Linked DNA regions of Mus musculus: region 2 is linked to region 1. Evidence: chromatin loops called from intact Hi-C (ENCODE). Cell type or tissue: left cerebral cortex. All regions are shown on one strand. Each heading gives the region's core, and the rest is flanking DNA. Links, peaks and the distances in the headings are about the cores only. Region 1 holds the start of Kcnj3 (potassium inwardly-rectifying channel, subfamily J, member 3). Region 2 has its middle 210 kb from the start of Kcnj3.

Region 1 (16,147 bases), core at 3,414-11,413:
ACAGTTGAAGTATATTCTGAGGAGACTATCTTGTCCTTCATCTATGTTACCTGCAACAATTGATATGAGACCTTTTGCAGCCATAGAAGCCATCTTGTCATTCATTTCTGTGTCAAGAAGCAGAACTAATCACTCGATGACATTTTGACACAAGGGTTTATTTGGTGGTGTTTGTATTCTGACATTGACTGAATATGTGAGGACATTGCATCAGCAGCAACTCCAGCCTCACAGAATGCAAAATTGAATATGCACTTGATTGATGGCTGGAACTGGGCATTGACCTTCGTGATCTTCCTTCTGATGGTTACACACTGCTTTGCTTTTACTAAGATAATCATGCAGGAAAAAATATTTTCTACAGATATAGTAATGTTAATATAATTAACATAAAAGTTAATTCAATAGTTGATAGCTTCATTAAATTTTATTCCCTTTTCTTATTTAAAGCTTGATACATCACTGAAACAATGCTGACATCTAAGTATTGTGGAACATCTTACTGATACCAATGAGTATAATACACAATTCACAGTTTTTTTTTTGTTTTTGTTTTTTTAATTTTAAGTATGAGTGCTCTATCTACATGCACACCTGCATGGCAGAAGAGGGCATCAGATCATATTGTAGATAGTTATGAGCTACGATGTAGTTGCTGAAAATTGAACTCAGGGCCACTGGAAGAGCAACCAGTGCCCTTAATGTTTTTAACTGCTGAGCCATCTCTCCACCTCTACAACTCACAGTTTTAATGAATGTATTTATTTAATAAGTCATCTTAGCTCAGTTTGGAGAACAGATGATCAGTAAAAATTGAGAGAAGGAACAAGATTAGCTTTAGCAATTAAGTTAGTTATAACTGCTGCCTGCAGATGTTTCTAGAGCTATGATTTTAACTATGTTGTCACAGCATATAGGTAGCATATATACAATTATTCTGTAAGCAAACTGTTTATAACTTTTGTTTTCAGACCAGTTTGATCCGAAATTGGTACTTACTCCGTTTCAGATTTGTGTTGCTTAAGTTGGAAAAATGACTGCATGAAAAGAAGTGGAAAGTCTTACTTTATTTCCACTTAGTTTATAAAAGAATATCAGTGGCCACTTCTGTGGTTTCCTGGAGGATCCAGACTACGATTTGGTGGGCTGCTGGGTAATCATGAAGGTAAGCAGGTCTATATTGTCATTCAGTGTACTAACCTTGAAACTGGTTTCTTTCTCTAAGTGAATAACCAACTGATGACTATTATAGAACTTCCTGGAGAAAATTAAGGTGAAATTATGCATAAGAGCAAGTAAAATAAAATGATATTCTGGTTTCTAGTAATTGTTTTCATTACTGCAGTTACTCCTTATTCCATTGTGTCCAAATAATCATAGTGCAGATGAACATATATGTTTATATATAATATGTCTATAATATATATTACATAATGTGTCTATAATACATTATGTGTGTACTGTGTTTATAATATATTATATATAAAATAAATCATAAAAAGAACAGCAAGAAAAACATAGAAAACAAAACTGACCAACATGCATGGTCCTTCTGGCTGCATACTGATAAAGTTCTCGACTGGTTTGTAAATTGTCATTGCAACGATGTAAATGTATGTGTTTCTTTCCTTCCCTTTTCCTCTGCTTTTTTTTCCCCTTTTTTCCTTGATTCTGGAAAAGGTGATACCTAGTAGAAGAAAGAATTATGAAAGCAGAACTTTTACATACTCCTCCGCAGAAAGCAGGAACATTATTAATGAGTAACTTGAAACATTTATGGGTTTTACAACCAGTAGCTCTGGATTCCCCTATTCATGTTTTATTTATGACTGTGTGGTAGGATTGGTTTAACTTGCCCTCAGTGCAAAACGTATTATGCTTTGCTTAGGTGCTCTCACTGAAGGAAAGGACCTCCTGTAACCAGACATTTATGTGCAGCAATGGTGAACTCTGGTGAGTGGTGAAAAAGGAGTCACCAATCCACACTCAGTTTGGCACTACAGATGAGGGCTGTCAGGACAGGGGAAAAGATGGATGGGGATCTTGTAGGTGACATTTCCTAGGAAGCCTCTTGCTAATGGGGTGCACTTTGTAAGCAGCAGCTTCACATTCCCAGCTATGCTGTCAGTACCAACAGAGAGGCTTTTGAAAAATACTGAAGCCCGCCAGGGTTACACTCCTGCAGTGCTTGATATAAATGATCTGGAGTGAAGTCCAAAGGTAATGCTAATGCATAGCTAGTAGCGGTAAACATGCTTATTTGATTATTCTATTTCAGAAAATTGTATTCTCCACGCTCCTTCCCTTTCTCACTTAGATTACCTGCCATAAAACCTTTGGCTGCCATTCTTCATACCTTGTCTCCCAGTATCTTTCCTAACTTCCCGAGTTCTCCTCTGTCCCTAGCTGTGTACTGCTGTCACACTGATCCATTGTTCTCCCTCTCTGTCTCCCCCATGCAGTTTTCGAGCAGCCTTTAGTACTGGAAGATGCTAAAGCATCAGCAATGGGGAATTTCTACTTTCTAGCCACATCTATCAAAGCTGAGACCCGAAATAGCCCTGGGACTCCCATGGTCCGTCACAGGGTCTGAGGTAACTGCACCAAAATGAGGCCAAGGTTGCAATGTGTACATTCAATATGACTTTGTAAAATTATGGAAGTACTTCTAGGTATCTCTAAGTAGACTTCTGAAGAAACAGCCAAGGACAGATTCTACTAGCTCTTCCAGTCAGGGAGTTTCCCCTTTAGCTGGAAGAAACAGCTGTCACACTCTTCCCAATCTCTTGAACCATGCAGGTCCTCTCAGAAGCAGCTCTTCCGCTGGTGGATGCCAGTTATTAGCAGCTTAGTTGGGTTTAAGGTCCAGGCTTTCTCTGACCAGGGTAAGTTACTTTTATTCCAGAGCTCCTATTTTTCTTGGTAAACATGTATCTGATTTACATCATGGCTTAGTTTTCTGCTAAATTATGGTCATCTTCCGTGCCTTTTATGGGTTTAGTAGTACTTCTTCATCGTTATTCCTACATGTTCCAGGCTACAAAACTTTATAAAGAAAATACATTTTCTTAATTCACAGTTCTGGAGACTTAACAGGATTCTATTTTGTAATATAACTGTGGCTGACAATTTCCCCTGGTTATAAAGGATGTCGCATGCCAAAAGACAGGTAATAACACTGACAGTTAGTTCTAGATAATCTGGTCACTCCTTCTTTTAAATAATGTGTTTAATAAGCATTCTACCTGATTAGTTTAGCGAATCCTATCAACTCCCATTGACTCTGCCTCTATCAGTATCATAGTCCCATTAAGTTTCAATCTTTTCAAAACCTCACATTGCAAATGAAGTTTCTTGTGGTGACCCTTCTGGTTCTGCTGGTTCTTCCTCTTCTCATCTGCAACACTCCCTGGGCTCCACCTATTGTTGGAGATTGCGGGACTCTGCGTCTGCTCCTGATAGCAGTTGCTGCATAAAGTCTCTCTGCTGATGATTGCTCTGGATTCAAACCATTCTACAGGCAAGACAAACTGTAGATAAAAGGTTTTGTAGATGTATTGGTGTCCCAATCCCTCCACTTGAGGCCTTGCCTGGTTACAGAAGAGCTCTTTCAGGCTAAGTGTCCCCCATTACTAGGATACATTCCTAAGGTTACTCTAGTAGATTCCATGGAGTTTCTGTTGGACTAGGTTTCTGCCTTGCCTCTGAAATGCCCCCAATGCCAGTTGTTTCTCCCAGTATTTTCTCCTCCCCCCACCTGAGCTCTTCTGTTCCCAACATCACCTGCTCCAGTCCACTAGCAAAATCTATTCTATTTTTTCTTCCCAGGGAGATCCTTGTGTCCCAGCCTTAAGCCATCCTTGTTACTTAGCCTCCTGGTCTGAGGATTGTATCATGATTATCTTTTGCTTTACTATAGAATCAGCTGACCAGAACTCATGGAAGCTTACAAAGATCAAGAAGGGTCTGAGTTAGGTCCTCTGAATTATATGTTATGCCTTAGTAGCTTAGTCTTCATATGGGATTCCTAACTGGGAGTGAAGGCTGTTTCTTGCCTTGATGCTGAAGTAAGTTTCCTGACAAAAGCAATTTTAGTAAGGACGGGTTTATTTCAGCTCATAGTCTAGGGTAATGTGGACCACATAGGGACATCATAGTAGGAGCATGATGTGGCGGGTTAGTTTGCATATGTATTTAGAAACCTTAGAACATTATGCATTCTTTTCTTTTTCTTCTGCTGCTGCTTCTTCTTCTCCTCAACTTCCTCCTCCTCCTTCAGTCTAGCACCTCAGCCTGTGGACTAGATAAGTACATGAACTGTTGACTTTACAATCTCCATTATCCAAATTTAGATAATCCTTCTAGACATCTAGGCAAGCCAGTGAGGGTTTAATAATTTAGGCTCTATGAAGAGATGATCAGAGCCTAACTTCTTAAACCCTCACTGGTATGCCTAGATGTCCATCTTCTAGGTAACTGATAGTCAATATTAATTATCAAACATACATAAACATTCTTTATTTTTTTCTAATTATATACAGATCTTGTCCCTACTTTTGTTGTGAATTTTATCTTTTAGTTTTGGAGTTGTAAAATGGTTTGAAATTCTATTACCTAATGATGAACAAAATATGATTCTAGTAAGATAGAACTTGGAAGAGTTTCATTAGCTGGAAAAGTTCCCTAAGGAACTTGTTCTGATTGCTAATAAAGTAATCCTCTTTATTTAATAGTTGCCACATCCATAGAGTATTGCTATTGTTATAGATAATGTTGATAATACATCCTGTTAGTATGATGACTTCATTATTCCCCACCTGTCAACTTTGGCCTAATGATAGATACATAGTAAACATACTTTCATTGTCTGGCATATCAAAGTAAGTATAATCTCTCTCTGTGTGTGTGTGTGTGTGTGTGTGTGTGTGTGTGTGTATCTGTAACTCCATTGATGTTCCCGAGGGCAACTTAGAAATACTGATATTGGTACGGATGTTTGTTTTCTGTATACCACCTCAATACATTTATACCTTATAGAACAAATGTTTACCTTATTAAGTAGACCAACTTCCAGAAGACTATTAAAAAGTCTTTATTCTTTTATACACCAGACTACTCTGTGGCACAGCTCTGTGGTAAAGAGAAGGGTCAGTGAGGAAAGCCTTGCTAATAAATGGCCTCCTAGTGACAATGGGTTATTACCTCTTTCTGAACCCTTAGGCAGAGACCAGGTTGGAGCCAAGATTAAAGGCTTCCTGAGTCATCTTCCATGGTCTGGCAAGGCCTCTGTTCTCATCTGTGCAATCAAATCTCAAACTGATTTCTCTCTTTGGTTTTCTTCTTCTTCTTTTTTTGGCATGGGAGAAAATAACTTCTGTATTCTTTTTTTAGGAGAGTGAGAAAAGGAATATCATTCTATTTCTCAGAATTGCATATAGCATTTCAAAAAGTGACCTCTTCCCAGATGTAGCCAAACCTCTGTTGGCAATGGGAGCACGTAGCCTTTTGAAGGATGAAAGCTTTAGGTCTCCGGCTTGCCACTCCTTCATTTTCCTTTTGGAAAAATGAGAAGAAAATCACCTACAAATAATATCGGCCACTTTTTTTATTCAAGAAATTAATAATTCTAGCAAGCCAGCAAGCCGGCAAGCCTTCCCACAGTCACGTGGTGCATCACAGTCACAGTCCATGAATGAGGAGGCCCACTCCAGGTACACTGGGGTGCTCAAAGACTTGCTTTTGTCACAGTTGGCCGATTAAGTCATTTTTAGAATTTGGTCTTCTCAGGGGCAGAGGTTTTATCTTTTATATTAGGTATGTACTTTTCCTCACACTGTTCAGTTACATAATAGGATAACTGCATGTTCAAAGTCATGCTTTTTTAGTATAAAATACAAAATCACATCCTTCATTTTTGAAGTACCAGTTATTCATGATATTACTTATTTTGGACACAGCAAATAAGACATTGCCAAAAGTACTCTCTAGGCAGAATAAATATGTAGCCTGGCCTTATCTGAGCCTGTTGTTAAATATAGCTTTGTTCTCTTTCCCTCTGAACTCCAGGTTAGTTTGCTTGTGATCTACCACCTTATCTTCAAACAGAAGACTCCAAATGTTTATGCCTTCTGCAATTTTTTTCCCCTGACTTTTATGTCAGTTGTGCCCTGGTATGTAATTCTGTGCCTTTGCCACATTTTGACCCAGTCCATGCATAAGGTTTGCCCTCAGTTTATCCAATACCATCGGATTCAGTGGCCTTCTGTCATCTGTTCTCCACACAATCGCCTGGCCTCAGCACTGTGTGGCTGGCTGCCCTCCAGATCCTCATCCTGGAAGCAGCTGTCCTCACAAGGAGAGAGGAGCTTGGTTCATCTGTAAATATTTTCAAGGAGCGGGACTCAATGTCACAAAGAGGTCAAGGCTTCAGTCATGTGGGAAGAGTGACATGATAGCATATGAGAAACGATTAAACTTAGCAGGCAGTACTGTGCCTCTAAAGTGACAGAGACCTAAAGCGAACCAGTGTATATTAGAAGCCTTGCCTTACTGTCTTTCTAGCTAGGCTCTCCAAATTCAACCTTAAGATACTCGTGATGTTGCCTGGAGCATTTCAGTGAGCTCTTTGTAAAGCTTGGTTCTTCAGACCTCTCTTAAGTACTTTACATATACAAGGTTAGGATGTACCCCTGAAGTAAAGAGAGTATCAAATATTAGCAGATACAGGCTCAGGGAGTTTGCCTTCTATTTAGACAATTTTGGTGAATTCTAGTCTCCACACAGACTGGAATATTAAACATGTCATGATGAAGTCGGAAGAAATGGGCACCAAAGGAAAGGATGGATTATTGTCACTGGGAGGATTCAGTGTTATGCAAGAAGTGGGTGTTGACATGAAATGTGGATGAGTTCTTTTACCCTCTTGTATGCTAGTGTCTGAGATGTACATTTCTTAGGAAGAACACAATGTAATGAAAAATGAGGTGTGTTATTTGAAGGTGAGTTAATATGGAGCATCATTGCTAGCAGTCAGAGCTGACTAGAGAAGAGCTCATTCTGAATGAAACGTAGAAAAGAGTTTGATAGGCTATGTGAGACCATTTTGGATGTCTATCAAAGTTCACATCAATGAGAAACATGCCCTGTGGAGAAGAGGGTCCCAAGGTCTAGGTTAGGAGTAATAAACTACTCTTCTAACACTGCTGGAAGAAGATGGATGGACCACAAAGGCTCTGAGGACACACTACTTGAATTCAAATTTCAGCCTCTAGTTTTCTGTGTGTGCCGTTACGTTACATGAATCATTTACTCTCTGTACCCACAGTGTGCTCATGTGTAAAAAGAGGATTAAAGTTGACCAAGTCTTCTTAAACTTTCAACTTGGACACTCAGCATGCAAAGTATATAAACAAATCAAATGTTATTAATAATAAAAGATGACTTTATTTTAAAATAACTCTTTTGTTTATGTAACTGTTTACTACTTGTAAAAGACAAAAACAAATGTATAAACCTGTGCGATTTTTTGAGTTTATTTATAGGAAAAGAAGTATATCATGGATGACTATTTGACATCACAGCATGTGAAGCAAATTCAAGATTTTTCAGTTGAACGATATTTTGACTTAATAATTGTTACTACTAGAGTGACACTTTGCCTGTACTACATGCAGTACAAATGGCAGAAGTAAAAAAGCTTCATGCTATTTCAGAAATGGTTGAAAACTCTGCTCTACTCCCAGGCAAAAATTCATAAAACAATTGTCAAAAGATTCATTAACTCAGATAAAAACTTAAAGTCAATCATTCTGAAACAATGCAATTAAATCAATTTGAGTTTAGTACTCACCAAGGAATGGTGGTAGGAAGATATGAAAATACTTTGTTTTTTGTTATTAAACCATCATGATTCTATAAGAGCCTCACTATTTATACATGGATGGCCTGGAGCTTGCCTCAAACTCACAGAGATCTGATTGCCTCTGTCTACTGGATGATGGGATTAAAAATCATACTCCACCATGTTTGGCTGACTAGGGTCCTAAAGAAAGGTTAGTCATGTCCTTTTAAATAAAGTACAGGTATTATTTCAAACATATTGGGTAAAGATCCAAAAGACTGATAGAACATAAATTCTTAATGTAACAAGAAATATTCTCTTTTAAGCATCAATGTTCTTTCGTATTCTTTCAAGTAAGGGATGCCAGTTAGTGCAGGTTACATTCTGAGTATAGATTTAGTGAATTGTTGGGGAGCTGCTAACGGTTTAGACTGACATATGTAATAATCCAAGAAATATGGTTTGCCAAGCATGAGACCAGTACAATTCTAGGAAGGAGAGACAAAGAAAGGCAAAAAGGACAGGACTTTCACCCTTGTAGAGCCTGTTTTATCAGATTGCCAACAGAGGGAGAAGAACATTGACAGAAAGAAAACAGCATCAAGAAAACTTGCTCATGAGCAAGGAACCTGACTGATGAGACAAAGAGGGTCTGAGATACTAAGGAAGGCTTTTCTATGGAGAACACACTTAAACAGGGAGGCAATAAGACCCATGGGAAGGACAAGAATATTACAGGGTGAGAAAGAAGACCCTGGAGTAGCCCAGGGATCAGCTTAGGTCTGCAAGTGTTTTAGCAATCGAAACAGCAGCCTGCCAAGGACAGAGTGGAGGAGAAACAGAAATAAGATAAGGAGTTGTGGTAGGTCACATCATGGCAACGACTTAAATAACTCACTCATGGTCTCCTCTTTGCACTGCTAAAACTTGGCAGCCCAGTATATCCTTTGGAGGAGAAATGATTAAATAGTAAAATAAATAATAAAAATAGCATTACTTTTCTTTTATTCCTTTGTTTCTCTATCATCACCGGGAAAATATAAAACTCTCATTTTCATTTATTTATTTTTTTGGAGGGGGAAATTCAGGCTCCACGGTTTTTCTCTTGCTCAAGGTCACCCAGCTTGTAAATGATATAGCTGTATTCAAAAGGGCCTTAGGATTCCAGGGCCAGAGAGTCCCTGTTTTGTCTAACCTCCAGAGAATACATTGCTGTCCTCTTTGCAGAGACCCCATAGGAGAAGCTGTAATTGGAGCTAAACGTTTTGCAAGTCCTCTGCTTTTGAGTGCATGAATGTTTGTCTTAGGGCAGAGGAGCAGTGAGTGTCTACCAGGGAGAAATGGTCTAGTGATTGTGTGCTTTTTTTGTTTCCAGTTCTTATAGTCAACCTTTGTTTTTATAGCAAGAGTTGATGACTTACTACCAACTTTGCATATCTGGACTGTATGGAACATGGCATAAGACTCCATGACATTTTAAAACGAGCATGAAATGTGGTAAATAAGCTGGCATTTACTCAAGGGCTCTATATCAGCTGTTTTTGCACTTTGCCCCCTCCATTAAGTTAACTGCCAGGCTGGGGCCATTAAAATGTGGCACTTTTCCCTCAATTATTGCCACACACTAACTGTAGTTATTCTAAGCCCCCCTCATAGAATCATTTTCAGAAAGGGTTTGGTGTTTCCGTTCAGTGTAGCCTTTCTTGATTGTCAGGTCCCTCTGGTTTGGTAATTTTGGGTTCTGAATATGCCTATCTGAAAGTCGAATCTCTGTTGATGATGCATTCCCAAATCCTAGTATTCTATTCGCTTAAAAGAAAGTCCTAGAAATAGAGACATATTGTACTCCCCGCAGAAAGCAGCATTTGTTGCTTTCTGGGGGCTTTCTGATTGATGCGGGATGGGAGGGGGGAAGAGTTGGCTGCCTTTTGGGAGCAGATTTAAAGCTGCTTCTCATTGGAGGGGCTCACATTCTCTAAGCTGCCAGACACTGCAGGCTCAACCCAGGCGCGGAGGTGCAATTCAGGCTGGTTGAGCAGCGGGGGAAGGCAAGGACAGGCGGGGCTAGTGTGGTTCTGCAGCTGATCACACGCACCAGCACACACACACCTCATTCTGGTTGCCTCCGCTTGAGCCTTGCATCCTCCATCCATCCGGGACAAGCAAAGGGCGGACATGGAATAGGAGATCGAAGGAAGGAAGACTCAAATGTTTCTATTGAGAGGCATGGGAAAAGCTGGAGCAAAAGCCGGTGTTTAACCTGAAAGTCTGACCTCCGTTCAGCAGTCGCACTGTCGCCTGGAAAGAGGGCATCGCACGCTAAGGAACCCGGGAGTCAGGCGTCCGAGTCAGTCTCTGCTTGGAGCATCAGGGGTTTCTGGCAGAGGCTGTGTAGTGTCCCCAGGGAGGCACGGAGCCTGACACACCTGCATTGGTTCTCATCTTGGAACACCAAGAAAAGTAGAAAGGGGTCAGGCACCCTAAGCGCAGGGTGCTTGGCCAGACTGCCTGTGCTGCTTGCAGAGCCTCCGCCTGTTCTCTGTCACTGGGTGAGTGCCCAGGCTTCCAGAGCTCCCTGGAGCGCAGGGGTAGCTTGACGTCCGCTCACCCCCTCCGGAGAGTCCACCCAAAGGCCCAGGTGGAGCGCGTGAAAACTCGGCCGCCGGCGCACCTCAGGAGTACAGGTCTCTAGAGTCCCGGGAGGGGGATTCTGAACCAGCAGAGAGTGGGTAGGGGGCGTTGCACCGCTGCCCAGGAGACATGCCTCTGGGCGGGATTTTGGCTAAAAGATAGGAGGCGGGAGTGACAAGGGACCTAGGGACACTCCTGGGGGGCGGGTGATTAGGGTGCAGCTGGGAGGGGGGAGGGTCTGGACCAGGCAGGTGGAGCAGTTTAGAAGCTTGGGGAGTTAGCAGGTGGGGTGGGACTTGTTTGTCAAACTCATTAATTTTCAGCAACCAGTTCATGGGTGCTGCAGGACAGTCGAGGGTGGGGTGCCGTGGAAAGGTAAGAGGTGGCCCGGGATGGTGATGGTGGGGGGAAAAAGAGAAGCCTCAAAGAGCTCAGAGGCAAATTTTCACTTGGGTTCTTGCCCCTTGCATTCCCCTTGCCTTGAGTGTGGGAGAACACTTCTGTTTTAGCCCTGCTCCTGGAAAGAAAGCCTCTGTCCCAGGGGAGGAGAGGCATCCGGACGGGGCAAAGACTGCTGCTACCTGCAGGGTGCTCCCCACCCCCACCCCCAACCCAGGCGCCTGCTTTCGTCCCCTCCCCTCCTGCTTTCATCCCCTGCCCCCACCTCCTTATTGGTGCTGGTTTGCAGCGCTTGGCTCCTGCGCCTCCGCTTCGTGTTTGAATCTGGCTCGCCCCTCCGTATTATGTCTGCACTCCGAAGGAAATTTGGGGACGATTACCAGGTAGTGACCACTTCGTCGAGCGGTTCGGGCTTACAGCCTCAGGGGCCAGGACAGGGCCCGCAGCAGCAGCTGGTGCCCAAGAAGAAACGGCAGCGGTTCGTGGACAAGAACGGCCGGTGCAATGTGCAGCATGGTAACCTGGGCAGCGAGACCAGTCGCTACCTTTCGGACCTCTTCACTACCCTGGTGGATCTCAAGTGGCGTTGGAACCTCTTTATCTTCATCCTCACCTACACCGTGGCCTGGCTCTTCATGGCGTCCATGTGGTGGGTGATCGCTTATACCCGGGGCGACCTGAACAAAGCCCATGTCGGCAACTACACTCCCTGTGTGGCCAATGTCTATAACTTCCCCTCTGCCTTCCTCTTCTTCATCGAGACCGAGGCCACCATCGGCTATGGCTACCGCTACATCACAGATAAGTGCCCCGAGGGCATCATCCTCTTCCTCTTCCAGTCCATCCTTGGCTCCATCGTGGACGCTTTCCTCATCGGCTGCATGTTCATCAAGATGTCCCAGCCCAAAAAGCGCGCCGAGACCCTCATGTTTAGCGAGCATGCGGTTATCTCCATGAGGGACGGAAAACTCACTCTCATGTTCCGGGTGGGCAACCTGCGCAACAGCCACATGGTCTCCGCGCAGATCCGCTGCAAGCTGCTCAAAGTAAGTGCAGCCCTCCCCTTCTTCAAGCAGATGTCCCCCCACCCCCCCACCCCAGAAACCCAAAGATTTAATCCCCTTGGGAACCACTCTGCTCCCTCCTCTGGGTTTTCCCTCCAGGGTTTTTTCCTTCCACCACAGGTAAACTTCTTTGGAGGAGGGGGTGCGATGTGGGGAGGGGTAAAAAGGGATGGTAATTGGGCAGAGGGCATAGTTGCCAGTTCTGGTTTTGTCCCTGTTCTTGTTTATATTCCTCACCTCTGATGTGCTGCAGCACACCATAATGGTGGTAGGGAGAGCTGTGGGCTCCTGTTCTCCCACTACTGTTTTGTCCCTGGAGCACTTTTGGTTTGTTGCCAACTCAATACTCTTCTACACATGAGGCACTAAGGCTTCTAATGGGAAGAATTAGATGTTGGAAGTTGCCTCAACTTTAGTTTGAGTTTAGTCTGCAGTGTACCCTGTCCCAATAATGCTACTAGGTGGATTACTCTTCAGGACACAGTAAGTTTAACTGTGGTCATCTTTTAAACAAACATAGCAGATCCAGGAAGCTCTTAGTAAAACAGAAGGCACCATATCTGTTTCTTTAAAAACTATAATGTGTGTGTGTGTGTGTGTGTGTGTGTGTGTGTGTGTGTATCCCTCTAGAGATGCATTCTGTGAAAGCTTGAGTGCTTTCCCTGTAGAGTCTCTTGTTAATTTTATTCTTAATTGCCTGTTTCTATGAAGACTTTGTCAATTATAGATTTTACTTGAAGCTTTTGAGCATCCATTAAAGAAGATTGCTTCCTAACATCAGTGCTGTAAACGCCAAAACAAATTGATCATAGGGTTGTTATTAAGGTAAGGTCCTTGTAGCCCTCAGAAGACAGCACCGCAAACAAGAAGTGTCCCCTAGTTATTTGCAAATTAGAGTCTGAGAAAGAGGAATTAAAGTCTAGTTCTCTCTGAAGGTCTACAGATGTCACCACTTTTTCTTCCTCATCCTCTTCCTCTCCCTATTCCTCCTCCTCCTCCTCCTCCTCCTCCTCCTCCTCCTCCTCCTCCTCCTCCTCCTCCTCCTCCTCTTCTTCTTCTTCTTCTTCTTCTTCTTCTTCTTCTTCTTCCTTCTCTCCCCCCTCCTCCTCCTCTTCCTCCTCTTCCACGGATTTTCCAGAGTGGTTTTCAAATGTTCACAAACTGAAAACGATAACCACAAATTAATAGTTCATTATTGAAAAAAATTAATCTGAGATTATATAAAAAAGTATAGCTGGGTTCAGAACTTAGAGGTAATAAAATGACTGATACTTGGGTTGAGGTAAAATTTTGCCATTGAAATTTCAGTTTGCACCACTCAACTATATTGTTTTATCCAGCCTCAACTTGTTATACAATTAAAAGTATTCTCCATGGATTAAAAGAATGTTTTGCTCTTCTGTCACTTTCATTAGCACTTATAAGACCTCATCCTAATTATTCTTGACCAACTTGGCCAGTTCAGTGTTTGAATTAAAGCAGTTCACTTGCCCTGTCACTTTTCATCACATGAGTCCTTTCTATGCTGCCTTAGTAAACAAATAGCAGTTTTGATATCAGAGTGTAAAATTCCCAGCCTGGCTCTGGTATACATTTTTCACATGGATAGCTATGATTACATAATTTTAATTGACTTTGTTCTTTTATACAATTTAGATGTACACAATTGTTGTAATTTATGGCAGGGTTTCGTTTTATTCACAACTGTTTGAATTAAGTGGATGGGAGATACAGCCAAGTGGATGAGTTGCAAACATGGTTATGATAGTGATAGCTGTGTGTGCTCACTTCTATGTGTAGAGTGAACTCTCCATATTGTTTAGGGAGGCTCTGGAGCAATCTGAATCTTTGAACACTGTCAAGGAACCTGTGTGTGGATATCGCTTGGGAACTCTCGTTAAGAGTAGTTTATCCTACTCACAAGAATTCAAGTTTTTGCCATTCTTAATTTTTCAAACAAATAAGGTTATGTAATAAAACTGGTGTGTTTCCACATACAACTTATTTTAGTTGTTGCAAACATTGTCAATTTTTATTTTTAAAAATCCAAGATACGATTAAAATTAAACTAGAGACCAGTGATATAGATGTGGAAAATGAATGGAAGTTTTGGGTCTCTGCAGTGTGCATATACTCATAAAGAATTACTATGCACTTCCATTTACTACTATTACCAGAACAGTATCTTGAATTAAGAAGTAAAATATTATAATGTTTCAGCAAGGTGCTATATGAACACAAGGTTATAAAATCAATATCACACTCAAATAATAGAGCAGTAATGAGGTACTTGTCTTATGATTTATTAGAAACTGAAAGTATTAAAATGTGACATTTATTGTATATTGACAGAAATTATAATGAAGTTAATGTAGCTTGTTTTAAATTTGTTTTTCTGGCAGGCATGGTAATTATAATAAATACTTATAGGTTTTTAAATAATTTTCTTATACAATATGGAAAAGAACTCATGTGCTACTGAGAAAATAATAATACTAAGCAAAATTAGAGGGGATGTTTGCTTTAATGAGTGACCCTTATTTTCTGTAAGAGACACTTGAAGTGACCTAAAACAGTCAGCTATGATATATAGGAGAAAAATTATATAAAGGCTAAAAGTTTTAAAACTTGCTATGAATAGCATATATGCTTACTAATTATCAGTTCGGGTATCCAGTTTGCTATTGTAAACCATTTTAACACTATAGATGCTATAGTCATGTGTATTCAACACACAATATACTGCATTCTCATGTCAACAAATGCCAATGCCAGTATATTATTGAAACATGATAATTATAGTACACATATATTTTCTTATAATTTAAGTAACATTTTCTACTCAGAAAATGAAAAACAAAAACCACAAATATAGATTTATTCAATAATAATAATCTACTTTCAGTGTTTTCAAAGACACTGAGAACAGGGTAGCGCCTTTCAAACTTTCAAACATTGGATAATATGAAGCTTCCTACTCGTCCTTCTATGGAATTCCCAATGGTCTGGTGGAAAAAATTTAACTCTCAAGCCTAATTTTAATTTTGCTTATCAATTGCATGAAGGCAATTTGTGTTCCACCCCCCAGTTTCCAACTGAAAACACTGAAATTTCTTAAGACTGTTTTGTCTCCAGAGTACTTTTGGTTTGTTGTCAACCCATTACTCTTCTAAACACGAGGCACTAGCGCTTCTAAACTGAAGAATTAGATGTTGGAAGTCTTTATTTCATACCTTGCACTTGAGATTTTGTTTTTCACTGTCTATAATCTTATCTTGCCTGACTGACGCCTTCAAAATAGATTTTGGTGAAACTTTTCTTTAGACCCTAACCTTCTTTTTAAAAACATCAATCCACATGAAATGTGTATATCTGAATAAGATCAATGTTTTCTGCTAAAGTGTCATAGAGTTCTAAGATGGAGTCCATCAGAACTGCTAGGAGCCAGGCCTGATATGGGTTGTTTCAGTGGAGCTCATTATAACCTAAATGAATGAATAAATAAATAAATAAATAATATAGAAATTATTTAGTTTTGCTTTAGCTTTGCCCTCTTTGACCCAAGCATGAAAGTTCTCTAATAGGTGCAGATCTTAGGCTCTTTCTAAAATACTTTTTACACTGCTAGCAATATTTTATTTTGTTTTATTTGTTTCTGTTTGTTTTAATATGGGTCTTATAAAGTACAGGGTGCATTGTGCGCATACATAAAGTATGAACAAACGTAAGAGATGTGAAAGCACAGAAGTAAGCAGCAGTAGGCAGGAACAGATGATAAAAGGAGGCAGGAAAAGGCATTTCATGGACTGAAGGGTGTTGTTTAGTAGGAAAGCAATGTGCAAACAGGGATACAGATCCTGCCCACAGTTATTATAAAGCCAACAAAGGGCCCCCATGGAGACACACAGCAGAGCTTTCATTTGATAAGTACAAAAGGCTCACATAATCTATTACAAGATAAATTATATTGCATCTAAATAAGGTACATTCCTTTCTTAAAAAAGGATATCTATGGGTTTAATTAGTTTAGCATTAAAAAAAAGTGGTTTTTAGACTTAACATTGACTTTAATTCTACCTGAGCTAAAATTTCAAGGTTTAACCATCCAAAATGACCGTAAAAATTGTCCATCACAGACAGTCCAGATGGAAATTTAGGTCTACATGCTTCTGTAGCTACCGTAAATTCTGACCAGCATGCCATAGGTTTTGTC
Region 2 (16,147 bases), core at 4,747-12,746, 210 kb before region 1:
TTATTGAATTAATTGCTTTGGCAGAGAACAGCCTGGTATTAACTCAGTCCTGTGGTTATTAGTATTCACTTTTATGCAGATATATAATGAAAAGGAGCAAGCATAACAAGAAGAAATAAAAACTTACATGATATTAGTTAACCCTTTATTCAAATAAGTTACATTTTTTATATTTTTGTTATATTTTACAAACATTTTTTCAGTGGGAATACTTATTTTATTTATAGTTTAAATAACATCAGTATGTAGATGTTTCTAGATGACATAATTCATCAAGTAAGCAATTTTTTCTCTAATGTTTAAAACACCTAGAAGTATTTGTCTAATATTAACTGTTGAATTATACAAGCTTCTTATATAAAAAGAAAACTGATCTTATATTTTAAAACAATATAAAAATTTTATCCCAAATAGTGAAGTCAAAGCACTATGCAACCCTTTCTAAAATAAGATATATAAGTTGTACAAAAATATTTACAAAATAATATTTTACAGATACTGAACAGTGAACGTCCATGAACTAGTGTCTTGATTCCTAGAAACATATAGGATTTTTGATGAGATCTGTATCTTTTTTTCCTTTTTCTTTCCAGTTTCCAAGAGGTGAATCTAAGAAATAGGAGTTAAGAAAAATCAACTTTGCTTCATACCTAATACAAAGAGAGGCAGGATGAGAGCAGCAGCCAAGTAGGAAGAAACAGCTAGGCCTGGGTGCACATTCTGACAGCACAGAGATTTTGGACACCCTTTCAGGCAAGTTAAAAGTTCGTAACTACTGTGTGTTTTTATTGGAAATTTCAAATGAGTATTGTAGAAAATCCATGGAACACAACTAAGACATTTGGCATAGACTAAGGGAAACACTGATAGATTTTCATCAAAGATGGAAAAAAAAAAACCTTAATTCTTCATGATATCCAGATGATTTACTAACTTTTGTTAATAGGGATATGATTAGCATTTTCAAAAGAAGACATCCATGTTTGGTTATCATGCTAAAAACAGGAAACCACAATATACAATGAAACATGAATATACATTTTAATGTTTAAGTACAGTATATATATACTGAGGGAGAGAGAGAGAGAGAGAGAGAAGAGGGTAGAAACTAATGACCATAATAATCAAATAGGAATAAAAATGACAAAGATGGAAGTTGTGAAAACATCATTAGGAGAGAAATGAAAATTGTACTTTAAGAAATGTGAAGAATCCCATGATTGTACTAGTTTGTAATCCCACCAGCAATGGAGGAGTGTTACTTTTTCTCCATGTCTTCACCAATATGTGTTGTCACCCAAGATTTTTTTTAAATTAGGCATTTTCTTCATTTACATTTCCAATGCTATCCCAAAAGTCCCCCCATACCTTCCCCCCCACTCCCCTACCCCAATACTCCCACTTCTTGGCCCTGGCGCTCCCCTGTACTGAGGCATATAACCTTTGCAAGACCAATGGACCTCTCTTTCCAATGATGGCTGACTAGGCCATCTTCTGATACATATGCAGCTAGAAACACGAACTCTGGAGGGGTACTGGTTAGTTCATATTGTTGTTCTACCTATAGGGTTGCAGATCCCTTTAGCTCCTTGGGTACTTTCTCTAGCTCCTCCATTGGGAGCCCTGTGATCCATCTAATAGCTGACTGTGAGCATCCACTTCTGTGTTTGCTAGGCCCTAGCATAGTCTCACAAGATACAGCTATATCTGGGTCCTTTCAGCAAAATCTTGCTAGTGTATGTCACCCAAGATTTTTATCTTAGCCATTCTGATTGGTGTAAGGTAGAATCTCAGGGTCATTTTGATTTGCATTTATCTGATGAGAAGGGGATAACATTTGAAATGCAAATAAATAAAATATCCAATGGGGGGACATGAGGAATATATAATCTCACACCAGAAAATTTAAAGGGGACATACTCATGCACACACACACACACACACACACACACACACACACACACACACCACTGCCACCGCTGCAGCTATTGAAACTACCACCACCAATAACAACACAAAAGGAAGCAACACAGCAAAAACTGACCATAGTTCTACACCAAAGTTCTCCATTCCCCAATACAAAAGACACAGACTAATAAAATGCATCCAAAACCAGTATGCATTCTTTTGTCACATACAACAAATAAAATTCAATATCAAGGACAGACCTCAGAGTCAATGAATAGAAAAAGATATTCCAAGAAAATTGATTTTGAAAGCTGGTATAACTGTCTTAATATCTGGCAAAATAGACTGCAAACCAACAGTAATTGGAGAAGATGGAGACCATACCAAATGCTCTCATCAAAGAAAAAAAAATCCACCAAGAGAACACTGCCAGCCAACTCAAACAAACCAAACATTAGGGCACAGAAGATCATAAGCCATCTGCAGATATTAAAAGAAAAAAAACCCATGCTATCATCCTATTAGATGTAAAAATGCCATAGACAAAATTAAATATCCATTCATAATGAAAGTCCTTGAAAGAATAGGAATAAAGGGGCATGCTCAACATAATAAAGGCAATTTACTGCAAGCCCACAGACAACATCAAGCATCAAGTTTGATAGAAACTCAAAGCAAATCCAATAACATCAAGAACAATACAAGTTTTCCACTTTTCTCATACCTGTTCTTCGTAGTATTTGAAGTCTTAGCTAGACCATGAGACAACTAAACAACAACAGATGGATTTAATTTGGCAAAAATATAGTCAAAAACACATTTATTTACAGATGATATAAGAGTACATGTAAGTGACCCAGTAAATTTCACCATGAGACTCCTACTGATGATAAACACACTCAGCAAAGTTACTGGATTCAAAACTCACAGAAATCAGTAGCCCTCCTATAGATAAGTGACAAATGGTCTGAAAAAGAAATCAGAAAAAATAACACCTTTAACAATAACATTAAAGAATGTATAAAATATCTTTTTTTTTTAAGCAAGCAAGTCAGACTTTAAGTAAGTGAACAAAGAAACTGAAGAACATATCTGAAGATGGAAAAATATCCCATGCTTAAGGATCAGGAAGATTAACAGAGTGAAGAAGTTTGTCCTACCAAAAGCAATATACAGAATTATGAAATCCCCATCAAAATTCCAACATACTTCTTCATAGATCTTAAAGAATAATTTTCAGCATCATATGGGCACATGCACACCAAAGAGAAGCAAAATCAATGTAAGAACAACAAACTGGATAGCTGCGAATAATCTTTTTTTTTTTTTTTTTTTTTTTTTTTTGCATGACCTCAGCCAAATTCTGAGACTGACGGCAGGGTTAATTGTTTTTCAATCTGCTTTTATATCATTTTAGTTCCCTGCAAGTATAAAGGGCGAGCAGTACAATAAAGATCTTGCATGACAATTAAGTCCCATGATTACTCCCACAACAGTTGTTTCCAAGGGCTTATCAGAATGAACAAAATACCTGAGCCCACTTCCTTGTCCAAGCCCAAAATCTTGCCTGAAGCCTACTTCTTTTGTTTTAACCTAAGATTAAAATTCCTGCCTTAACCTACTTCCCTATTATAGCCTAAAGTTAGATTCTTGCCTAAGTTTACTTCCTTATGCCCTGATGTCAGATTTCTGACTGAGCTTACTTCCTTGCCATTGCCAATGTCAGATTCCTGTCTGAAGCCCATTTCCTTGTCCTTGACCAAAGTCAGATTCCTGCCAAGTGGACCCCAAAGACGCTCTCCACATCTCCTCCTTTTTTATTTTATAAACAAGATTACACCTGTCTTGCTACACTCTCCGGTCGAATCAACTGGACAAGCCGAAAGGCTTAAAAGTCATTCATGAGGCAAAAGTGTTTCAAGGAAGCTCTCCTGGAGTCTAGTGTTCTCTACCCATACATTAATTTTTCATTCCCGAGTTCCATTACTGCGCTAGTCTAGAGTATGGATCCACGTGCTCTCTTTCAGTATTTTCCTATAAGTGCTCTGACATGGCTAAAGCCTTCCGCCAGTGTTGCAACAGTCCAAGGGCGTCCTTGACCGAGATCAAGGGTTTAGAATTCAGCAAGATTGTAAAAGCTAAGTCACTCCCTTACACAGGAATTTACCATCATTTAGGAAGAAGGAAGTTTCAGACCAAAGGAGAAACCAGAATAGATACTATAGCAAAGTTACACCCATACACACGTATTTACAATGGCCTAAGGGGAAGGTGGACTATACAAGAGACTAAAACTATAGCAAGGACGCAAAGCCCTTGACCCTGGCTTCTAAGATTAGTGAATTTTAGGTGGAGCCCTTGTTGAGCCCAGCTATTATCAATGTATTCTATCCTGGGTGGACCTTTTGTGTTTGCATTCCTCTGTTTTAAGTAAGATTCCGGTTACCTCAATTGTACCTTGCGAATATGTCACCCAACTTCCTTATTGTCCTCTGCATAAAAAGTCTGATGCTCGAGTTGTAAAATTACACTCAAATTCCACACGAACTCTCCTGTGTGTGTGTCTGTTTTTCGCTCATCCACACTTTGCCCACCCGTGTCGAGAGACCCCGTTCCATGCAGACACAGGGACCCAGAAGGTCTGTGGCACTGTCTTAAGTGTTCTGACAAGAATGCCTTCCTTATCCGTTGTAGAATTGGCATTATCAAAAGCAATGCCATTTTGTCTTAGGTTGGTAAGGCTCTGTACAGAACTTACCTGTCCTTGGCTGCCAGTTTCTTAAATTAATAACTCTGTTTAGGGATTCACTTTTAGTTTTGAGCCATGTACTTTGGCTGCCAACATGTTGATTTTGTTAAAGACAATCTTTAACATGATGGGCAAGAATAAAAGTATTCCCAGGACAGGAAGGGCTAACATGATAAAGCCATATATGCCATTCTTAAAGTTTGACCAAGATGGAAATACTGACTGCAGGCCATGAATAATTTAATCAGCAATACATGTAGAATCAAAGCTCAACAAAGCAGCATTCTTTAAATTCATAATCTCACTATGCAAGGTTAAAACATCCAGAGAGGTGTTGGAATTATGCCAAATACCCTGCAAATGTTTTTGAACTTTTCCCCAATAATCCTTAATGTTAATGGCACTGCTGGAGGTATCACAATTCTCAATTTTATGTTGTACTATAGAGATATACTAATAAAAACAGAATGATATTAGCACAAAAATACACACTTTGATTATTGGAATCTAGTTGAAAACCTATACATGAATCCACACCTATAGATACCTGATTTTGGATAAAAAGGCCAGAAACATATACTGGAAAAAAAGTCAGCATCTTCAACAAATAGTGCCGGTCAAACTGGATTATTCCATATAGAAGAATCCAAATAGATTCCCACTTACCATGATGCATACAATTCAACTCCAAATGCATCAAGCCTCAACATAAAATGAGATACCTTGAACCTGATAGGAGAGTAATTGGAGAATAGCCTTTAATTTATTGGCACAGAAGAAGGCTTTCTTAACAGTACATCATTAGCATAGGTGCTAAGATCAACAGTTAATGAGATCTCAGGAAAATGAGAATCTTCTGCATGCCAAAGGACATTATCATTCAGACAAATCTGAGAATGGTACTCGGGATCCACCTAAGACGGTAGGTGCCAGATTCCTGGCCTGGAACATGTACCACACTCTCCATGTTAGTCACTGTGGTCCAGAACAGAGTTCTCCATTCTAATCGGGTACCTAGAGGCTCTGTGGGTTTAGCCAATAAGCTCTCATTCCAAGATATCCCTCCATGCAAAAGGTATGTCATCTCTGGTCCACCTTGAGTTGGTAATAATCCCTTTTCCAAGATGAACATGGATAAACATAGACTGTCACTTCCATAGAAACTGCTGTGGGGAGCATGGAGAATGCCTTTGCCTACAGAGCCACAGCCTATGTCTCCCATAGAAGGCCTCTCTGCACTTCTAGACAACCTCTGCTACACTCACCAATGAACTAAGCTGGAAATCCCGATTTCCCTGGCCTTTCCCAGATTTGTAGTTGTCCTCAGCCCGTGAGTCACCAGTGGTTACAGCCTTATTACAGGCCTGTGGACTCCTAATCCATCGTTCCCAACTCCTCTGTCTGGCACTCCATCAGGGAATAGATGTCCGGAGTCAAAGAACCTCAAGTTCAGCCTCCTCCTACTTAGACTGTATACTCTCACCCCCAGAAAATTGTCCCAGTGCTTCCCTAAAGCCCAGCAACAGGGAGATGCAGTCAACTACTCCCCATGTTTTAGCATCCCAGCAGCCATGCCCAGCACAACAGAGGGACTGAATGCAGACCCATAGATGGAGCACACCAGAGAACAAGGCCCTCTAAATAAAACCACAAAGCTTATATGAACCCAAGATACCAAAGCAGCCAGGACAGGGCCTACATGGATCTGTCCCATGACCTTGGTGCTTATATTCAAGCTTGTATTTTAATGTTTTTATGGTATTTCTAAACATGCGAATTAGTGGGTTTCATATTCTTGTACCCTCTTTTGGGCTCTTTTCCTTCTGTTTCTTTGGATTATCTGACTTTGATGTGATAACTTTTGTTTTATTGTATTACAATATATTTTTTGTTATTTTTAAAATAAATAGATGAATAAATGAACAAATGGAAATCTAGACAGAAAGAAAAAAGGAAGGAAGAAAGGAAAGACGAAAGAAGGAAGGAAAAGAAGAAAGGAACTGAATGTATTAAGCTGAAATGACACTGAATGAAATGGAATGTTGACAGGATTGAATATTAAAGTGAACAGACTAAAATGATAATCAAGTGTATAAATATTATAATTTATTTATATGAAGAATAGACAGGAGAGATGAGGTAGGTAGGTAATCAGCTTAAATGATGAGGAAGGAGAAATTTCACCATACATATATTTTTAACTATTGTTTGGGAAAAAAACATAGAGATTGAAAGATATTTGAAAAAAACCCATGACTGTTTCCATATTTGTTGCAAAATATCAAGAATTGAACAAGGCTGTGATGGCAGATGTTAGAGAAACACAACTAGCTGCTCTGATTTCAATAAAAAAAAATTGCCTAGAAGAGAAAAGGTTCTATGGTACACACAGAAAATAGCTATTTACGTGTCTGTGTGCATGTGTTTGCATGTATGTGTTGTGCTGGTGTTGATTTAAATCAGAAAGATGGGGTAGAGACTTTATACTCTGCAGAAAATACAATGATATATATTTTTGAAAATCACTATTTTCACATTGAAAACAAATGTCAAAGATTAAAAAAAAGATGGAGGCAAAAATATCATGCACATAGAATTCTTTAGAAATGATGTTCCTCTGACAATTGCTAGGCTGATGTGTGACATCATTTTATAACTGAAAGGAAATAAAAGATGAAAAAAATGAACAAACACATGCTCAGCTTAAAATTTACATTCATTAAAATACTACTTAAAATGAATGATAAATTTGTCTTTAATAGTAGCATAAAAATAAAGTTCTCCAAGAGGAGCTTTAAAGATGTTTTGGAAGACAAAATAAAACATTCTCGGGAAAAACAAGCTGATGAACAGAACACTACAATGTACAAGTATGATGATAAGCAAAGTAGTTTTAAATTCATTTTACACACACACATTAGTCTGATATATTGTTTGTTTAAATAAATAACAACATAGGTTATATATGTGAAAACATGTATAAATAAAACATGAAACAAACAAAAGTGAGACAATGCAAGGTGGTCATATATCAGCATTTCACACATTTCTTAAAAATTTTATATAGATTTGTTTTTGATTATGTAATTATTAAAAGTATTAATTTCTCTACAAATACAAAGGATAAGGTTCAGAGATCATATAGCAATGAAGACAAATAAAAATTTAATTATGGTAGGCTATGATTCTGTCTAAACTCATTATTCACATCAAATGTAAGTAGACAGATATTTTTAAAATAATTTTCATAGTGGATATTATTTAGAAGCAAGAAACTACTATGCATATTTTGGATAGATATAGTTGACACGCAAAGTTAATACTGATACCAGTTAAGTTAAAATAATGAAAAGTGTCTAAAACCCTATTATCAAGAAGAATGCCAAATTTTTCTGTTAATATATCCAACTAATTGAGAAAATATAAAAAGATATACACATTTAAAATCCAATACTAAAGCCATCCAAATCATGAAGGTAAATCTATTATAACAGAAATGAAATATATAGAAATCCACATTAATTACAGAGAATAGCTACAGTTTCAGGTAGAAAAATAGATGCAAATCTATGAATAAGTGATTTGAACAATATCCACTAATTTATCTTCTAGTTAATATATTAATTAACATTAACAGATTATTTTTACACCTTCAAAATTAAAGATTAAGGATTTCTTGGTGCATGAGTATCCAAAAGTCACATAAGAAAGAACAATGTCTATAGTTAAGGAAACAATGGGAATAACCAATACTGTTTTATTTTCACTGCATCAGCTGCTCTTCAACTTTCCAGGATTCATGAGATCAATGCCCTAACAAACATCTACCATTAGGCTGACCTTTCCACAGCTGCAGAATCCTTCTGACTCTAGAAATTCATAGTAAATGCTATGAACTACAAGCCCACTAACAACAAATCTGTATGTGTTATGCCAATAGGGATTTTGTATCAGGGCTCCCAGTCACTGCCACTGAGATCTCCAATAGTACTTCAATAGAAAACTGCAATGTGGGTCTAAAGCTCTAAACCATACTTGAGAACTTTAAAAAACAATTGAAAGCCAAGTGGAAGTACAGTGACTACAACAGGACAGGACTTGCTTGGGCAAAACATTACATAAACATGGAGTTGAATATTCACAAGAAAAGGACAGGATGGATAAAAGTCACCAGAGAGAACTGAGCAGGACACAGCAACTAGACTGGCCACAAAGATAAAACCTGAGCTACACCACTGTTCTCTATCCAGAGCAATGACTTAATTTTTAATTTATTCTTTAAGAATTTCATAGCTGCTATGAACATAGTGGAGCATGTGTTCTTATTACCAGTTGGAACATCTTCTGGATACATGCCCAGGAGAGGTATTGCTGGATCCTCTGGTAGTACTATGTCCAATTTTCTGAGGAACTGCTAGACTGATTTCCAGAGTGGTTGTACAAACTTGTAACCCCACCAACAATGGAGGAGTGTTCCTCTTTCTCTACATCCTCACCAGCATCTGCATAAAAAATTGGAAAAAGAAAAAAAAAGAATTTCATAGCTGTATATAATGTATTTGATTGTATTCATCTCGTGCCCAACTCTTCCCAATTTCATGCCTTAGTTTCTTAATGACCAAAGAAAAGAGTTCTTGCTGATATTTCATTTTATAGGTAACAATAATTGTTAAAAATTTATTACCAAATATATACAATAATATCACGACCTCCTTCCTTCCTTCCTTCCTTCCTTCCTTCCTTCCTTCCTTCCTTCCTTCCTTCCTTCCTCTCTTTCTCTCTCTGTCTCTCTCTCTTTCTTTTTTCTTCTTTTCTCTTTTTTTTTACAGCATGCCAAGGGAAAGATGAGTGATGAGCAGAACTGATTATTCTTTTGTGACTATTTAAAGTACCGAAGTGAGAAATCTGCTGCTTGAAATAGAAAACAAACAAACGTAATCAATGTTCCCCTAGCAACAAACGCTCGAGCCATTGTGTTCTCCAGTAAGCTGTGACAGTGTGGAAGTGGGATTCTGGGGTGTGTGCATTGACACGAAGTGGAAGCTATCGTTGTCATTTAGAAATGACCTTCTGTGGGCTGGTCTTCTCTCAGTTTTTCATCTCTGTCTGAACCTGATCCATAATCCCGATGCCCCTGTGTTTGACTGTCTGTAGCTCTATTCTTTAACTCTGTTAATTCTCTTCAATAGCAGCCTGTCTCATTTGCCATGGATTTCAGATTTTGTTAGGAACAGAGAGAAGCCAGGAATTAGAATAAATAAATCAATCTTAGCTAGACCAGCTGTTACTTCTGAGATCATTGGCAAACAAATTAGTAGACTGGAGCTTTAATAAGACTATGCTATTTAAAAAAATGTTAATTCATATAAAATACAACTGAGATAACATAATGTTTTGATACATGGATACATTATGTGAACTTCAATTTATACACAGAAATCTCCTAAAATACCTACCATCTCCATATGGCAAAATAATTTCTTCTAGCTTTTGAAATGTATGGCGTATCATTGTTATCTATAGTCACCAGCCATCAGCTGCAAACCAGAACTTATTCCTTCCTAACTGTAACTTAACACCTCTTGATCACTTTTCCATCATCCATCATCCATTCTTTCTACTCCCCAGCCACCAGTAGCCATTACTTCATTCTCAGTGTTTATAAGTTCAATGATTATATATATATATATATATATATATATATGTGTGTGTGTGTGTGTGTGTGTGTGTGTGTGTGTGTGTGTGTGTGTGTGTACATTTATATATTTGTTCTTGATTGTGGCAGAGGTATGATAAGTCAGTTTGATCTAATTTATGTGTATTATATGAGGTATCAAATAATTCCCATTATTGTTTCATTTATTCATTTACTAAATAACAAATTGAAATACCTATTGTTATATTCATTTCAGAACTGAAGAGGATATTAATAGTAAACCTACGATGAACGTAAGAAAAGTGACGTTAATGAGAATACATGAAACCTCAGTTTTTACAGTCGCCTCTATGCAATCATAAATGTCTTATTGACTAATGTACTAAAATCTATAATTTTTATGGATTCTAAAACATTTTAAATGAATGTTATTGAGATATACTTTATGAACATTAGTGTAAACAAAGCTGACTGGTATAAGAAATTTATTTATTTATTTATTTATTTATTTTCCAAGTCTCATGAAAAATGCTGGAAAATGTGATTTTGAGAATAAACTCAATATAATACCCACAGGCTGGAAAGATGCCAGTAGAGTAGAAAGGGATTCAGATAGCTATAGAGCATATTCTGTTGACTTGAGCATGAAACCCATGGTCACTTCGAATTCTGCAACCCTAGAAAAATGAAAATGAACTGCTACCCCTGGAGGGTGAATGTCCCTAGGAGAACCATAAAGATTTTATTATCAGAAATAGTGAAGGTCAAACAAAGGACATGGCCTTGTGTCAGAGCTTCATTATTTTTTCTATCATTTTCAGCATCAACCTACAATTCCCCAAATGAGGGGCATTTGTATAAGTGCCAAGGACACTTACAGAGCTGGCATGTGGGCAAAAGAACCATAATAGCACAGGAAAACTTCTGGGAGACATTGTTCTGCGTACAGGGGTGGGGTTTTTCTTTCGCAACTCGATCTCTCTTCATACACAACCAACACTGCTCTCATAGTCAATTCTTCTCCACTTTGATGACTTGGATTCTACAATATTTCTAGTGAATACTGGAAGAGTTCATCTTTGGAATCCATTCTCAATTTGTGTTGTCTATCTTCAGTTTGTTTTTTGGAGTATTTTTGTGGGACTTACTTGACTTGTTACTTCTGTCTCTTCATTTCTCATAATTCAGCCTGTAAATTCTACCACTGGTCTTGTCCTGTGTTCATAGTGCTTTTATCTTCATGATTCAGAACCTGTTACACCCAGGAAAACGATATTAAAAACAAAACAAAACAAAACAAAACAAAACAAAACAAAACCCAACACCAGCAACAAAAGGTTTGCAAACACTCATGTGGAGAGTATTAACACTAGTCAGGGTTCACTTGTGAGAAAATACCTACAAAATTAACTGCAGAGAACATGCCACATTTTTCTTTGCTCATTTGTTTTCTTTTCTCTAGGTCCATAGTGAGGTAGTAGGTCACGGTAAGGAAAACTTGATAGAACAAAAATGCTTCATCCTCTGAGTGTGGCCTTGTTGGAGAAAGTGTTTCACTAAGCCTAGGCTTTGAGGTATTAAATGGTCAAGACAGTGATGAAGGATCACTCTCTTTCCTGCTGGCTGCCTATTCAGATGTAGAACTCTGGACTTCTTACCCAGTACCATGTCTGCCTGTATGCCAGAGTGATTCCTGCCATTGATAATTGACTGAACCACTGAAACCCCCAATTTTTTTTTTTTTTTTTTTTTTTTTTAGTAAGCGTTATCATGGCCATGGTGTTCCTTCCCAGCAATAGAAATTTTAATTAAGACAACTCTGCACAGCAAAACAATAGTACAGAAAAATATCTCATGATAATTTGTGATTACAAATATTCCAAGCTCTCAATAATTTGTATTGCCTAATAGAGGCACAGCATGGTCCTGTACCTTACCAAAAATTGTAAGTGAGGTTTAGCACTTAAGGGAGCAGAAACATCTGTGAACCATTACATTTCAAGTGGAATTGTTAGGAGTAATTTCTCAAAAGTAAATTAACAACTATACTGAACTGACTGGGACATTCAGTTGCTTTTCAAAACCAGTAATTTGCTTTTGAGAAAATACTCCTAACATTTCTCCTTGAAATGTAATGCCTCATATACAAGGCTCAATGCTAAAGTAGCTTTTTTGCAACCTACTCTTTATACAATAATAGTCTTTAAGTCCTATAAATAGTTGCTTTTGAAACAGGAGACAGCAGATTCTTGGATTTCTAAGTAAAATGAAGTAGCATTTACATATTAAAGAATGTATACATAAAATTAATGTGCTTGAATATATAAATAAATATATATGTTCGAATTTCTGAGGAAGGAGAGTAGGAGGTATTGGAAAGATTACAAATACAGTCTGAATACTTATTGTGTCTACACGAAGTGAAAACAGCAATACTTCCTTAGAAAAATGTTGGACTAAGGGAATTCTGTCCTGTGTGTGTTAGACTGGATTCTTAAGTAAGAACAATCTTATTTCTACACAGTAGGTTACTTTAGATTTCTGTCAGCTCAAGTATTTGGGGAAAGCTACAATCAATAGGACAGCAGACTTGAGGGTCTCTTAATGTCAGTGTATGACTGCACCCAGATTGCTGTTTGGTCTTGGCAATTAATTACTTAGTAAGCAAGCTTAGGGGCTATCTTGAAGATAGGGTGTGCTTTAAAAGGCTTTACCTTTCCACTCTTCCTAGCAATCTTACTGCCATATCTTCTAGTAATTATTCTTTGTATGAAGTAACTATTAAATGAATGCTTTCTAATATCCAGGCAGGAGTGGTATAAAGGAATCTGAAAACTCAGAAGTGTTATAGAAAATAATAGTGAAGCCTGAATAAACTACGAAGTGTAATGACGTAATGAAGATCTTGAGGAGACAGTGCTAATTAAATACTAGCAGCTGCTATTTATTCCCATTCTTTGCAGAACAATAGTAACATTATAGAATTAAATTGAAGCAATGATTAGTGTTGTGTGTGTGGGGGGGTGTTAATTTGAGTAGGTATAATAATCCAAATTCTTTCTGTCTATAGGTTATTCTGTTTCTTTCATTATACAAACCATCAGAGTTATGGCAACTTGCCATGTTCTTGTCTGCAGCCTTTATAATTTTGGCAGAATCTGTTCCCCTTTGGCATATAATTTTTTTTCAAAATCAAAGTCCCAAGAAATCATTTTAATTTAGTCTAAAGGAGCAATTGTCTTGGAAATTTGCTTACTAGGAATGTCTAAATCTTAGGATTCATTAGGGCAATAGGAGTTTATCATTGATATAACCTCATAAAACACACAACCAGAAAACATCCTTGAACAGTGTTTCTCAATCTTCCTAATGCTGTGACCCCTAAATATAGTCCCTCATATGTAGTGATACCCAACCACAAAATAGTTTTTGTTGCTACTTCATAACTGTAATTTTGCTGCTGCTATAAACTGTTATGCAAATATTTACTATGCAGATGGTCTTAGTCCTTGTGAAAAGGCTGTGATACACTGGTTGGGAACTCCTACCCTAGAAATATTCAGACATTGCCCTGAAGCTTTTAATCCTGAGGAGCCTTGGTTACACTCCCCACTCCCAATTTCTATGGACCATCTTTGGTTTTGCTATTTGTAGATTCTATGAAAAGTCAAAAAATTATCCCATGATTACTTAGGAAAACAGTAGAGAGCCTTCTTTGTTTTGATTTTGATACTTGAATCAAAATATAAAACCTGCAATATGGAGTTTTGTGTTAGTTAGATAGCATGAAGGTCGAGCATTTCACAAGATTTTGTGTGAAATTATTTCTTATTAAGAGTTTGTGTGAGATTATTTCTGTGTGAAATTCAGTATTAATTTTCTAAAATACATGTTACATACTCATAGATCTCTTTCAGAGCCTTTGGTCTTATAAATACAGAAACATAATATTACACACATTAGCTAAAGAACTGTATACACTTCCCCTCAAGTGTTAGAAAAAGTTCTATAGAGTAGCTGATTCTAGATAAAATAATTTCACATGAGATATTTTTTTAAAATAGCTGGGTTTAAAAATAAATACTTTAAGACCTAAAGATTATATGTGTCTACATCTCTTTTTATAAATCCTTACATATATCTATGTGTTCTTGTGCTATTCCTCTATATAGAATAACTAATACAAAAAATAGAAGCAAGTTAATTTCAGTTCTTAAATTTTTTATAACACGTCTGCTTGAGATTTTTCCCAACTTTGGTGAAGAGAGCTTGGCACATGGGTTGGGAACTGATATTCTAAAGACGTCTTGCACTGATGCACATAGACTAAACCACTTGTCTCCCTGTGCTTTTTCTTGCGATGGTGAAGGAAGTGTCAGCCTTTGGTTTCCTGAATGTGGTATGAAAAAAAAAAAAACCAAACAACACTCTTATTGTTTTTAGTCTCAATTTGTGAATTGATAAGAATACAAATAATCTAGAATACAGACAAGGAATGTGAAATAGAAGCAAACTATGTGTATAGAGCCAAACAGCTGATTCGTGAGAATGACATCAGACAAGGTCTATTCTTAGGTGATATTTTGGATTACCTGAGGCATAGCTAACAAAAACAAACAAACAAACAACTCTTATGTTGTTGTCATCTTTCATTGTCATCATAGCTGCTTAGGACTTTGGGTTGCTTCCTTCCTTTGGAAGTTTCCATGGAGACTTCTGGTACCATGAAAGGTATTACTCAGGGAGGAGGCTTTCAAATCAGCAGCTTTTAACATTATGAAATCAATAAGAGATAAAGCTTCCAGAGCCTGGAATGTTGTTGCATCCTGTTACTTTCCTGAATGAATTTATTACCTATAAGAGTTTTCTGGTGGAGTTTTTAGTGTATTTTATGCATAAATTCATATAATGTGCAAACAATGATATTTTGAATGTTTTCTTTCTTATGCACATCCATTTTATCTCATTTATTTCTCTTATTACTTTAGCCAATTCTTCAAACACTATGTTGATCGGGAATAGAGAGTGTGGGCATCATGCCCATAGTCTTAGTAGGAATGCTTTAAGTACTTTGTATTTTTCATGACGTTGGCTGTGAGAATGTTATAAATTCTCTATTATTCATAATCCTTTAATTTTGATTTGATAGGGAATTACAGTTTGCATGAATCTTGGAAGAAACTTTGAACTTCAGCTTTTAAACATTGTTGAGACTGTTAGAGACTATGGAAACTTTGGGAATTAGACTAAATACATTTTGCATTATGGTACATAGACTCTTTATGTTTGAATAAGCCTATGGATGCCAGGGAGTGCAATGTGGTGGTTTAAATATGCTTGGCTCATTGGAAGTGGCAGTAGTTGTAGCCTGGTTGAGTAGGTGTGGTCTTGTTGGTGGAAATACATCACTGTGGTGGTAGGCTTTGAGGTTCTGTGGTCACATTCTGTCCATTGTGGAAGAGAACCTCCTCCTAACTGCTTGTAGAAGCCAGTTTCTTTCTGGCCATCTTTGGATCAAGAACTGTCAGCTCCTCCAGCAATATACCCACCATGATGATAATGGTTGAACTGCTGAACCTCTAAATCAGCCCCAATTAAATGTTTCCTTCATAACAGTTGCCTTGGTCATGGTGTCTCTTTACAGCAATGAAACCCTGAGACACACATTTGTGGGGCAATGGGCTGTGTACACACAGGCTGGTCTCCAGTCGAGCTGAGGTTGTGAACTCTGGTAGAACCTGGTAGAATGCCTACATGGAATGGTTGGCGTTCCCTCATGTCTCCAAGACCCCTGGCTCCTATGGAAGTTACCGCCCCCACAGCCCCCACAGGAG

Evidence for each region. Peaks named below come from ENCODE experiments on the same cell type or tissue, not always from the same donor. Only the 100,000 strongest peaks of a DNase experiment are listed, where the experiment ranks them.
Region 2: it touches region 1 in a loop (2.4-fold over the local background); 2 of 42 quality-filtered maps call a loop at or near these places.

The regions. Positions count from the first base shown.
Region 1 is chr2:55,425,987-55,442,133 of GRCm38, forward strand. It overlaps Kcnj3 (potassium inwardly-rectifying channel, subfamily J, member 3), which reads left to right and starts at 9,984. Exons shown (of 5, transcript NM_001355118.1): 1 at 9,984-10,524; 2 at 10,795-10,846; 3 at 11,160-11,916. The coding sequence starts at 11,215. In left cerebral cortex, for the core only: no CTCF peak of the experiment used is centred there; DNase peaks (open chromatin) are centred at 6,437, 9,876, 10,450, 10,932 and 1 more place; H3K4me3 peaks cover 2,049 bases; H3K27ac peaks cover 2,109 bases.
Region 2 is chr2:55,218,701-55,234,847 of GRCm38, forward strand. No RefSeq gene overlaps it. Among named protein-coding and RNA genes, the nearest start is that of Kcnj3, 210 kb to the right of the region's middle. In left cerebral cortex, for the core only: no CTCF peak of the experiment used is centred there; DNase peaks (open chromatin) are centred at 8,955, 9,719 and 12,711.